Linked DNA regions of Homo sapiens: region 2 is linked to region 1. Evidence: chromatin contacts called from ENCODE Hi-C or POLR2A ChIA-PET data. All regions are on one chromosome and are shown on one strand. Each heading gives the region's core, a stretch centred on a gene start or an enhancer-like site at or near the end of the contact. The rest is flanking DNA. Distances are from core to core; before and after follow the strand shown.

Region 1 (6,160 bases), core at 2,274-4,773:
GAATGAAAATCATCCTTGTAAAGCTGGAAACTAGAAGAAAATTCTGCCAATTTCTTTTTGTAAAAAAAATGTATCTTGAAACTTTTAAGGAGTATTTTATCAAAGGATCCATTCCCAGCAATGTTATTTTGAGGATCTATTTGATACCAGCTGACATGCTTCTATTTAGCATTTCACTGACTTCAAAAATCACAGCACCCAAATTACAGGCTCTAACTGAAGAAGGGAGTAGGTCTGTGAGCTGAGTTTGATTAATGTATTCACTTCTATCCCTGTCTCTTTCTTGCCTTTGATAATGAGTGAAACTGCTGCATGAGTTACTCATTTATTTTGGAAGAAAAGAAAAGGAAAATGGGGTTTGGTGGCTCCCAGGTGAGCTGACTCTTCATGTACGTCTTCCTTGTGGTCATCCGCATTGAAGCAGGTCACTGTACACTGGCCAGGCTTGTGCAGATGACTTATGAACCTGGCTGGTCTGCTTTAGATGAAAGCATGATGGTGCAGGAGGTCCTGTGGTCCTTCTCACAAATGGCGAGGAAAATTCTTCACCAGATGAGTGTAGCCTGAGATGCTTTTGTGAAGGTTGACATCTGCTTGTGATGTGATGTGATGTGATGTGATGTGATGTGATGTGATGTGTTCCTTAGTCAGTTTCCACTGAGGGCAGATAAAGAAAGGCTGTATTAGTCTGCTCTTGCATTGCTATAAAAAGCAAATTACCTGAGACTGGGTAATTTATAAAGAAAAGAGGTTCAATGTGCTCACTGTTCTGTAGGCTGTACAGGAAGCATGATGCTGGTATCTGCTCGGCTGCTGGGGAGGCCTCAGGAAACTTTCAATCATGGTGGAAGGCAAAGGGGAAGCAGGCACGTCTTACATGTCCAGAGAAGGAGGAAGGTGGGGAGGAGGTGCTACACACTTTTAAACAATCAGATCTCACAAGAGCTCTATCACAAAAACACCAAAAGGGGAAGTCTGCCCCCAGGTTCCAATCACCTCCTACCAGGCCCCACCTCCAACAATGGGGATTACAATTTGACTTGAAATTTGGGTGGGGACATAAACCCAAACCATATCAAAGTCTCATTTTTTCAAGAGAGAGATTCGTTTATATGGTGTCTTCAAACAGGGACTTCTTTTCCTAAGTTACTCCACAGTTGACCCAACTGAGGAATCCCTAATGCTTCCTCTTGAGCTGAAGCAATGCATTCTCCTAGAGATCTGCATGGTAACCACCTCTTCAATCCCATCCAAGGAAACCCTGACCCAGTGACGTGACCTGCACTGTTGTCTGGAAGGACTCATCTGGGTTCAGGTGTTTCTGTGGTTAAGGTTCTCAAATTGGGATCTTTCGTGATTACCTGTGAATACTTCAATGAGGTTAAAAGTGTAACCAGATGCACCAGGAATGTGAAAGGAATATTTTGTATTTTTCAATGAACTATCCACAGCTAATACTTTTTATCTTCAATCAGTGTTTCCCACGTGAGAAGCCAGCACCACCACCTTCATCAATATCACCATGACTTTCATCGTCATCACCATTACAACCACCATCATTAATATCACCATCACCTTCACGTAACTACCTCCACAACCACCATTCTCAATATCACCATCACCTTCATTACCACCACTACAACCACCATCAATATCACCATCACCTTCATCATCACCACCACCACAACCACCATCAATATCACCATCACCTTCATCACCACCACCATCATCATCAATATCACTATCACTTTCATCATCACCACCAGCACCACAACCACCATCAATATCACCATTACCTTCATCATCACCATCACCTTCATCACCACAACCACCATCTCACAATCACTTTCATCATCACCACCACCATAACCATCGTCAATATCACCATCACCTTCATCATCACCACAACCACCATCAACCATATCACCATCACTTTCATCATCACCACCACCACAACCACCATCAATACCACCTTCATCATCACCACCACCACAAATCACCATCATATCACCCTCACTTTCATCATTACCACAATCACCATCAATATCACCATCCCCTTCACCATCACTACCAACACAGCCACCATCATCAATATCACCCTCAACTTTATTATCACCTCCACCATCAGCAGCAGCATCAACTTCATCATCACCATCACCACCTCTGCCATCAGCAGCATCATTATTATCTTCATCATCATGGTTTCAGCCACAATCGGAATCAACAGCCGTCACCCAGAGTTGAAGGAGGTAGGAAAATGCTTTTGTAAAGCACACCTCAAATGAAAAAAAAAAAAAGCTTATTGCCTATAAATCGACCATGGATTTCTTGGAAATAATTTCTAATTCATTCAAGATTTTAAGCATGCTAACTGCTTTTTATTATGAAAATGCTGCAGGCTACTTTTAGGGAAGGGCAAGAACACAGGGTCTAAAAATGGTCCTAGTTAATGGTGAATTTTGAAATAAATCGATGCTATGCTTGATATATTCTGAATTTTATATGTTCAAAGTGGATGGGAGAAAAATGAATCACCTGTAGAGAAAATATATGTGAATTCTCAGAGGACTTTTAAAAAGTGAGACCACTTAGATTTGATACAATTTGAGTTGATCCAAATCCTGCCATGTCACAGGGTTTATGAAGCCAAATCAAAAGAGAGGGGAAACATTCACCTGTGTTAATATTCATGCATTTATTATTGTTCTTTCTCTTCATAAAGTAGAGAATTTAAAGGTTATTATAAAGCTCTCCCATGAATTATTCTGTCCAGTAAAAGTAAGCAGCTGCTAAGGGGGAGAGAAATAAAACTGGAAAACCCAAGTAGTCCTATGAAAGAAAGAGTGTGTGACTATGTCAGATTTTGGGGTGTTTTCCTTTGCTCCAATGACCATTAGAAATTCCAATCGAAGTGAACTCAACTTAGAACTCATTTATGCCTAAACCAAACCACATCTTGCAAACCTGGAAGGTCCCCAAATTGTTTCAGGTTGAAGCTATGGGGAGTGTCTTTGCTTGGGTTCTCCCACAAGCAGAGCCTGAGTCAAGGGCTTGGGTTCAGATAGATTATGGAAGCAATCCCAGGAACTGGAATGGAAGGACTGGGAATAGTGAAATAGAGAAAGAGAAGAAGCTAATACAAGGATGCATTTTGAGTTAGTTACTGTGTGGCAGTTTTAAAATATGGCTGCAGATGTTTGATGCTCCTCCAATCTAGAGGTGGGCTCTATGCCCCCTCTCCTTTCCTGTGACTCTTCCGGCTAGCAAAAGTTATGCTATGTGATTTTCCAAGGCTTGGTCATAAAAGATCATTTAGCTTCCATCTTATTTGCTAAAACACTTGCTCTTGGAATCCTGAGCTACCATGCCTGAAGTCTGCCATGCTGGGAGGAAGCCCAAGCCACGTGAGGAGGCTACATTTAGGCCCTCTGCTGGGGAGTCCTAGCCAAGGCTAATCTGTGAGCCATTGCAGGCAGACATTACACAAGTGATTGAAGAATTCTGTCATGATTCAAGCCTCTAGTGATTTGAGTTGCTGGCAGTATTTCAACTCTTTCCAGCAGAGGCCTCACACACATTAGGGCTATGTCTTATCTGATTTTCTGACTCACAGAGTCAACGAGCAGAATAAACTGGTTCTTGTTTTATGTCACAAAGTTTTGAGGTGGTTGGCTATGCACCAATAGACAACTGGGTACACAGGTGGACAACTAGGCTCAATCCACTGGAGACCCTCTCAGAAACCATGTAGAATGTGTCCCTCATTGTCTGCTGAGACATCAAGAGGGGAATATTTGAATATTTGCCACTGACTCCAGACTCCCTCCCTTTCCAACCTGGCACTGTTTTTATTTATTTTATACTTTGCATGGACTTTTTCTCCAGATATTTGCATGACTGTATCATTTACTCCCTAAGATCCATGTGCAAAGTTTGCCTCCTCAAGGAGCCCTTTTCTCCCTATTCCTGTTAAATTGCATCCTCTCAGCCTTCTTCTCCTTCCTGCTATATTGATCTCCATGGCACTCATCACCCTCTAATAAACTATAACGTTTCCTTATTATTTGGGTTACTTCTTTCTTCTCTTTATTAGAATATAAACTCTGTGAGAGCAGTAATGTTTGTCTGTTTGCTCAGTGATGTAGTCTTGGCCCCTAGAAAGTGCCTGGCATAGAGTAGGTACTCCATAGACACATATGGAATGAAACAAACATGAAGTGAGGTGGAGAATCCTGGGGGTGAGGGAGAGGAAAGCCTGGTGGACAGGTGTCAGGGGAAGTTTGCTGGAGGAGGTAACAGTTAAGTTTGGCCCAGAAGGATAAGAATAGGCTCATTGGCTGAAGGTGTGGCAGAAAGGGTATCCCAGATGGAGGGGACATCTGTGTACAGAACTTGCCACACACGAGAAACTTAAAGGAGACCAATGTGGAGTGGTAGGAATGGGGGTGGGGTAGTGACACAAGATGAGACTGGAGAGATGGCAGGAGTGACATTGTACAAAGAAAGATGTGGCTCTTTGTAAGAGCTATGTCATAGGAAGGAGGAAAGCATTTGCCAGTTTCCTAATAGAGCAAAACATCAAGCTTTCTTCTATGCCCAAGTGTACCCAAGACCCCTAAAAGGTTTGCCTGGAGAGGAGGCACAGTGACTCTACGTCATCCAAGATCCCCTAGAAATGCATACTCAACTTGATCACTTAAATATTCAAATAACATTTCCCAATTATCTTCTCTTTTGAGACAGAGTCTTGCTCTGTCGCCTAGGCTGGAGTGCAGTGGTGTGATCTCGGCTCATTGCAACTGCTGCTTCCTGGGTCCAAATGATTCTCCTGCTTCAGCCTCCCGAGTAGCTGGGATTACAGGCGCCCACCATCATGCCCAGCTAATTTTTGTATTTTTAGTAGAGATGGGGTTTCACCATGTTGGCCAGGCTAGTCTCGAACTCCTAACCTCAAGTGATCCACCCACCTCGACCTCCCAAAGTGCTGGGATTACAGGCGTGAGCCACCACGCCCAGCCAAATAAACAGAATTTCAAGCCACGTATTTTACAAGTTAAAAATCCCAACTGGCAAAGAAACTCTCAGTTCTTTTTATCCCCTAGCCGAACACCGTGACCTCTTTACAGATCCTAAATGTTTTACTGAAAAAATATAGTGACCTCTTCCAAATGCATGTGGTCAGGATCCTCTCAAAAGCCTCTACGAAGACGTGGATCCACAATGAAGAGGTCTGCTCGCCCCTCTGCCGCTCAGCCTGTTCCTCACCAGAGTCACCGTCTCTCCTCTCCAGGCAAAGGTTGGAGGGGCCTTGGGTATAGAAGAAAGCTTGAAAGGATGTTTATATGAGGTCTTAGAGGTGAAGTCCTCAAACAGTAGACTCCAGCATCCAGATCTTTCCTAGGTTTGGTCTCTGCATTAATCAGGACCCTAGATTACAAGTGACGTTTTGCTCTATTAGGAAACTGGTGAGTGCTTTCCCCCTTCCTATGACACAGCTCTTACAAAGAGTCACATCTTTCTTCGAAATCTGAGACTGGGGGCTTTTCTACAGTGGCATGAGTTAACTTGGGACTGAACTGTCAGAGTGTTCCAGCCCTTTTGGCCACAGAGACTGGCTCAATGAGATAGCCAAGGGGTCCAGTCAGAGCCAATGAGACTTAGCTCTCCCATGGAAACTGAGGGATATGAAACTCACATCTCTATGGGAGTTGCTGGATCTGCCAGAAGCCACGCCACGCCACAAAGAGAGGCTGCCCAAGAATGGAGCCCACAGAGGGGAAGGCAGACCTAAAGATGGGGAAGAAGGCTGCCTAGACCTAGAACCTGAAGTTAACCATACCTGAAAGTCTATATTTGGAGTTTTAAAAAGATATGATGAACTAGCAATTGTCCATTTTATTTGAGCCATTTGATTTGATTTCTGCCACCTGTAATCTAAAGTCCTGATGAATGCAGGGACCAAACCTAGAAAAGGTCTGAGATGTGCTGATGGGTGCCAGAGTCGGCTGTGCAAGGACTTCAGCTCTAAGGCCTCATAGAGAACATCCTTGTGATTTAAATGACATATCATCTTTTAATTGGGGCTGATTTAAGCTTTCATTTTAACATTGTTCCAACTTCTGCGGGCCTCAGTTTAGATCACGGTGTGGTGGTTGATCCC
Region 2 (6,119 bases), core at 300-2,799, 59 kb after region 1:
CACCCAAGCATCTGACATGTAAGGGCCCTTCCTGCCCACCTCCTGGTGACAGCTGACAAACTAAATGAGAAGAAAACCTTTATTTTTGCTTCAAAAGATGGAAATTGGATTATAAATTAATGGAAAAGCCCATCTGTGAACATGTTCTTACAATTTCTAAATGTTACAAGTCAGAGAAGCACAAGGGCCTGGGAAATACTCAGTATTGGTATTAGTAACTCCTAAGCTAGGATTTTCCTGGGGGATGGGGAGGAGGGCTGCAAACAGACAGGGAGGCTCTGTGCCCTGATCTCCAAGCCTCGGGGGGGAAATAGAACCAGAGGATGGGGCTGGGCTGGAGAGATGGGTCAAGTCAAGGTGGAGAGGATGTGTTGAGATGCTATGGCAGACTGCGGTGGCTCCTCGTCGCCATCTGTTTTCCTTCTTTTTTATTAGATATTTTATTTGCCATATGGCCATATAGAATCAAAACTCCATTTTCCATCCAGGCTTGCTGGTAGATGTGGCTAAGAAGTTCTAGTTGGGGGAATATAAACCTATTTGTTGTGTCCAGATTCTGAGAGGTATCTTAAGGAGTGAGAACATTCCCTCTGTCCGTCTGCCAGCTGGAATGCAGACTCAGGCGTCTGATCTGGAGCCGTCACCTTGAGCTATGAGTGAGAAACCCTTTGCTGATCATGGCAGAGTAACAAGCTAGAAGGAGCCTTGCTCCTCGATGGCATGGGGGCCGCTGTATTAGCCTTAGGCTGTCCTCCTTTACATAAGACAGAAGGACACTTTATCTTGTTTAAGGTACTGTCCATTTCGGGGGGAACTCATAACTGAACAAAATCTCAGATCTCATCTCAGAAGGCGTCTCTGAGCTAGAAATCTTGGGGAGATTCAGAAGTGTAATAGGTAGTTCCTGTGTCCAATATGATTAGGTGTCCTGGGGAAAACTTCATAAACTTTGAGCAGGAGGGTGTGGTGCAGACTGGAAGAGGTTTCAGGGTTTTGAGAAAGGTGGTGAAGGGTGAGAACTCTCTCACCCACCCCAAATACGCTGCTTCAACTTGAGGATTACTGTGAACTAAAGGTGCTTGAAAAACAGCAGATGCAAGAAGAGCATTCTGATCTCACATTTTCTTCCTGAAGATGGGAGATAAAAATTCCCATGGGAAAGATGCCCTCTTTGTGCCAGGAGAAAAGAAACATTCTTTGATGGGGAGTCCTAGCCGAGATAATTCTGTACAGACCTTGTTAAAACAACTCTTATCTTTTCAGCCTCCCCACATGAGTGAGCTGCTTTTTCACAACTTACTGTTCTCTGTCCAATTTCACTATCTGAGGGACTGACTCTGCTTCTTTGGGTCTTCATTTCCTTAAGATGGCTCCCATGCCACATAAAACTTGTACTAAATAAATTTGTATGCTTTTCTCCTCTTAATCTATTTTAGGTCGATTTCATTCTAGAGCCCAGCTGGAACCCTAAGAGGTTGAAAGTGGAGTTTTGTCTCCTCTGCAGTGGACACTCAAAGAACTAGCCAGGATGGGTTGGACCTGGGAGCAGAGAGACCATGGCTCCCTTCCAAGGCTGGGAGAAGGGAGTTGCCACTCCTTCCCAATCAAACCATGCCAAGAACGAGGCTTTTGCAGGGAAATCAGTGCAGATGAGAACTTACCAACAGTTAAGATGAATAAATATATCCAACTGCCTGGCCCATGTCAACACGCAACAATTATTTGCTAAAAGAAATAAAAAAGGGGCCGGGCAGGGTGGCTCATGCCTAGAATCACAGCACTTTGAGAGGCTGAGGCAGGCAGATCACTTGAGGCCAGGAGTTTGAGACCAGCCTGGCCAACATGGTGAAACCCTGTCTCTACTAAAAATACAAAAATTAGCCGGGTGTGGTGGTGCGCACCTGTAATCCCAGCTACTCTGGAGGCTGAGACAGGAGAACTGCTTGAACTCGGGAGGCAGAGGTTGCAGTGAGCCAAGATGCACCAGTGCACTCCAGCCTGGGTGATAGAGTGAGACTCCATCAAGAAAGAGAGAGAGAGAGAGAAGAAAGAAAAAGAAAGAGAGAGAGAGAAAGAAAGAAAGAGAGAGAGAGAGAGAGAAAGAAAAGAAAGAAAGAAAAGAAAGAAAGAACGAAAGAAGAAAGAAAGAAAGAAAGAAAGAAAGAAAGAAAGAAAGAAAGAAAGAAAGAAAGAAAGAAAGAAAAGAAAGACTGACTGCATGAACAACAGCCCAGGAAACACAAGAGAAGTAGCGTGGAGTAGTGGCCAAGGATGGGTGCTAGAATCTCAGAGCCTATATCTGTATATCAAGATGTCTCAGGCCAATGCCTAAAAACAGTGTTCAATAAATATCGAATAGTAATATTACTACTGTTATCACAATTGAGAATAACTGAGTGTCAACCAGCTGATCTGCTTGCCAATGAAGGGACTCCAGGATCCTTAAGTCACTTCTATTTTTCTCCACTTCCCTGGCAACTTTTTCTCCAAGACTAGATCGATTCAACACTCCTCCAAGTCCTGGGTTAACCTCAGTGGCCCTCTGCCTCCCATTGTGATCACCTTCGTCCACAGCAATCTTTTCCTTCTCCGACAGCACATTATTACCTTGTCATTGGGCACTTGAAGTAGACATCCTTTGACATCCTCTGTGAATGTTACCTTATTTCATTCCTTGTTTTCCCAGCATGTAATGGGCAAACAAGGCCCTTCAAAAAACAGATCTGACCCTGTTGACTTCTGCAGACACATCTAGCATCTCTTTCAACTTGAAAAATCATGTCTATATTCCTGCATTCCTAAGCTACCAGCTAAATTTTTTATAAGTTTAAATTTATATTTGGATGTAATTATATATTTATAAATTACATATATATTTTATATTTTTAAGATATTTACTTGTGTAAAATAAATAAATAAATGGGTAAAATTTTCAGCATATTGTAAATACTGGATATTTTAAGAGAAAACCGTAATATAACTTAAAGTATGTCCAACTGAGGCTCAATACGATTGTGATTTGATACCTGTCATAATTGATTTTTAAAAAAATACATACAGGAGCTTCTCATGGTTAGGAACTTTTCATTGTTCTTTATTCCCCTTGAACTTGTACACCCCTAGAAGAATTTGATCATAATGTATCATAGTTTTATTCTTGGAAGTTTTTTTTATTGATTACTCTATCACATATCACTGACTGCAACAAAAATATGCTCATACATTTACATTTAAATTTAAAAAATGTCTCTGACTATAAGTCTTTACATTTTAAAATAAGTTTTTTTTTAAACTTATCATTATGGATGATCATTCTGGTTGTTCGCAGAACACAATTGATCAAAGCAGCATAAGTATGGCAGAGCTCAGGATAAAGAATTATTAATCTGAAAAAAGTAAAATTATTTGGCTATTCTTCTCTTAGTATGATAGGTGGGATTTTTTTTTCCATTAATGTATTCATGAATATTACTTGTTATTTTAAGGAGGCAGTTTCATCATCAATTTTATTCACACCGTTTTGTTTTTATTGGTGTAAGCACTGAGCATTCGTTCACATAAACAAGCAGATGGGAAAGGGGGGCCTTCTGTTGGAAGCCACGCACTTGTTTGGACTCCTTCCAGGTTATGTGCCAAAAATCACACAATGATTTATCATAAAAATATTTTTGATAATCTATGAGCTGACATCCCTATTAGGTTCCTCTTCAATTTCAGTGAAAGTGAAGAATTGAAAACAATTTGACTGTAAAGGGATGTGGTTCCAGTTATACACCCAGATGGGGTACCCAGTTGTCAGAGATGTTTGTGTTCTCAATGCTCAGGCTAATATTTCAAAATGTGTCTTTGCCTGATGCCCTGAAGGACTTTTCCCAGGAGGGGAAAACGCCTTTGTAAGACGCAAGCTGGGTGATGGCTTTTGTGTGAGGACGTCTTCCACCATCCACCCTTCCCCATCCTCCTTCTGTCCTGGGAGGCTGGTTGCATGGACCACAGCAATGGGCTCCCTTCTCTGCTGCTTCCAAGTTATGTTCCCTGCCAGTGGTTGGAGGTCAGGGCAGGGAAGAATAAAGTTGGGCTCCATCTGTGGGATGACCCAGGGTGGCTGCATCTCTCTCAGGAAGGTCACAGCTCCTTCACATTCTACACAGCCTCTCCTGTCTCCAGATTCTGGAAACCTCTTTCTTCTCTAACTCTGCACAGGGCCCCACTAACCCTAGAGAGCTGCACTATCCTTTGTGGCTTTCTTTACTTCACCCACACCTTTATAAACATTTCCTGTATTAAACTTTCTTCGAATTACCCAATTTGAGTGTGCTTTCTGTTTTGTGTTAGTATCCTGACTGATAAACCCATTTTTTAAATTATACTTTAAGTTCTGGGGTACATGTGCAGAACGTGCTGGTTTGTTACATAGGTATACACGTGCCATGGTGGTTTACTGCACCCATCAAGCCATCATCTACATCTGGTATTTCTCTTAATGCTGTCCCTCCCCTATCCCCCACCCCCACAACAGGCCCCAGTGTGTGATGTTCCCTTCCCTGTCTCCATGTGTTCTCATTGTTCAACTCCCACTTTTAATATAATGAAAGAGGGCATTTGTGAAGGAGGAATTGAAAAATAGGATACATGTAGGTAGGGGGTCTGGAAATTGATGATCTTAAAACTGTCTATGCCTGTGAACCCTTAAAAAATTGTCATGTATCCCCAGAGGTGTGAGTACTCCAATCTGATGATGGCCGATCTGTGAGTAAGTTCTTTGGTGGGGATTTGTGAGATTTTGGTGCACCCATCTCGCTAGCAGTATACACTGAACCCAATTTATAGTCTTTGATCCCTTACTCCCTTCGCACTCTTTCTCCCTGAGTCCCCAAAGTCCATTGTGTCATTCTTATGCTTTTGCATTCTCGTAGCTTAGCTCCCACTTACGAGTGAGAACATACAATGTTTGGTTTTCCATTCCTGAGTTACTTCACTTAGAATAATAGTCTGCAGTCCCATCCAGGTTGCTGCAAATGCCATTAATTCATTCCTTTTTATGGCTGAGTGGTATATATACATACATACACATAAATATATGTATACACACACGCTATATATATATATGTGTGCGTATATATATATCACAGTATATCACAGTTTCTTTATCCACTTATTGATTGATGGGCATTTGGGTTGCTTCCACATTTTTGCAATTGTGAATAGTGCTGCTGTAAACATGCGTGAGCAAGTATCTTTTTCGTATAATGACATCTTTTCCCCTGGGTAGATACCGGGTAGTGGGATTGCTGGATCAAATGGTAGTTCTACTTTTAGTTCTTTAGGGAATCTGCGCCCCGCCCTCCCTGCCACCATTTTCCATGGTGGTTGCACTAGTTTACATTCCCACTAGCAGTGTAGAATTGTTCCCTTTTCACCACATCCATGCCATCTATCATTTTTTGATTTTTTGATTATGAGATGATGGCTGATCTAATGCCTGACCAACCACCCTGTTCCCTTCACTCTATAGTGGTAAGGACATGGTTGGGAACCAAACAAGCATTAAAGAAAGCTGGCAAATGCCTTTTCACAAATGCCAGATGATACAGGTGAAAGCTATACAGCATGGTGTTTGTCCAGCACCTTCCATCCCTGCTACTACCCGGCCACACCACCACTGCCCTCATCTGCAGGGGAAGCAAATTCCTCCCTTGAGCTCATGGGTGCAGTGGGGGCTGCCTCCAAGAAGCCAAGACCCCATGATTGCCTGCTTGAGTCTAGCACCAATCACCATTGAACAAAAGCCCATCTGGTTTATCCACCAGGTTTTTTTTGAGCACTGAGTTAGAAATTCCAGGCAACCCATTGAGAGTTCTTTATTGCAGCAGCGGGCAACTGATCTACGATAACATGTAAAAAGATAAGGGTCCCCAGGCGATGACAGCAGCTGCAGTTTAAAGTTGAATTTGGAGTTATTAAAGCGTGTGCTGCATCCACCTGCAGGAGGCAAGTGACGATCTCAAATCTCCCATCCCTGAGTTGGCCAGAACCCCCAAGGTCAATTGCCCAACATACTTGGTGCCTCTGAGACTTGAAGTTCCTGGCAGATGGCTGTGGGGTGCGCCTGCACTAGC

What was found. Hi-C counts contacts between places; a loop is a spot of excess contacts on that map. ChIA-PET counts read pairs that join two places held with the same protein, here RNA polymerase II (POLR2A). Pooled maps may share reads with other maps.
Region 2: a loop to region 1 is called in a map of ovary, with 4 times the contacts of the local background. The contact joins two enhancer-like sites. A Hi-C loop is called at or near these places in 2 of 168 maps with a recorded cell type or tissue (DLD1 and ovary) and 1 of 50 pooled maps. POLR2A ChIA-PET finds 5 or more read pairs at or near these places in 3 of 52 experiments (PC-3, Panc1 and activated T-cell).

What each region holds. Positions count from the first base shown.
Region 1 is chr20:48,009,133-48,015,292 of GRCh38, forward strand. It overlaps LOC107985436 (a long non-coding RNA gene), which reads left to right. Exons shown (of 4, transcript XR_007067623.1): 2 at 1,476-2,249. LOC107985437 (a long non-coding RNA gene) reads right to left here. Exons shown (of 3, transcript XR_001754652.3): 3 at 6,048-6,160. Among named protein-coding and RNA genes, the nearest start is that of LINC01522, 22 kb to the left of the region's middle. Within about 2 kb of position 3,524, at least 2 of the 41 ENCODE cell types and tissues checked have a DNase peak (open chromatin) inside an H3K27ac peak, as active enhancers do.
Region 2 is chr20:48,069,887-48,076,005 of GRCh38, forward strand. No RefSeq gene overlaps it. Among named protein-coding and RNA genes, the nearest start is that of LINC01522, 83 kb to the left of the region's middle. Within about 2 kb of position 1,550, at least 3 of the 41 ENCODE cell types and tissues checked have a DNase peak (open chromatin) inside an H3K27ac peak, as active enhancers do.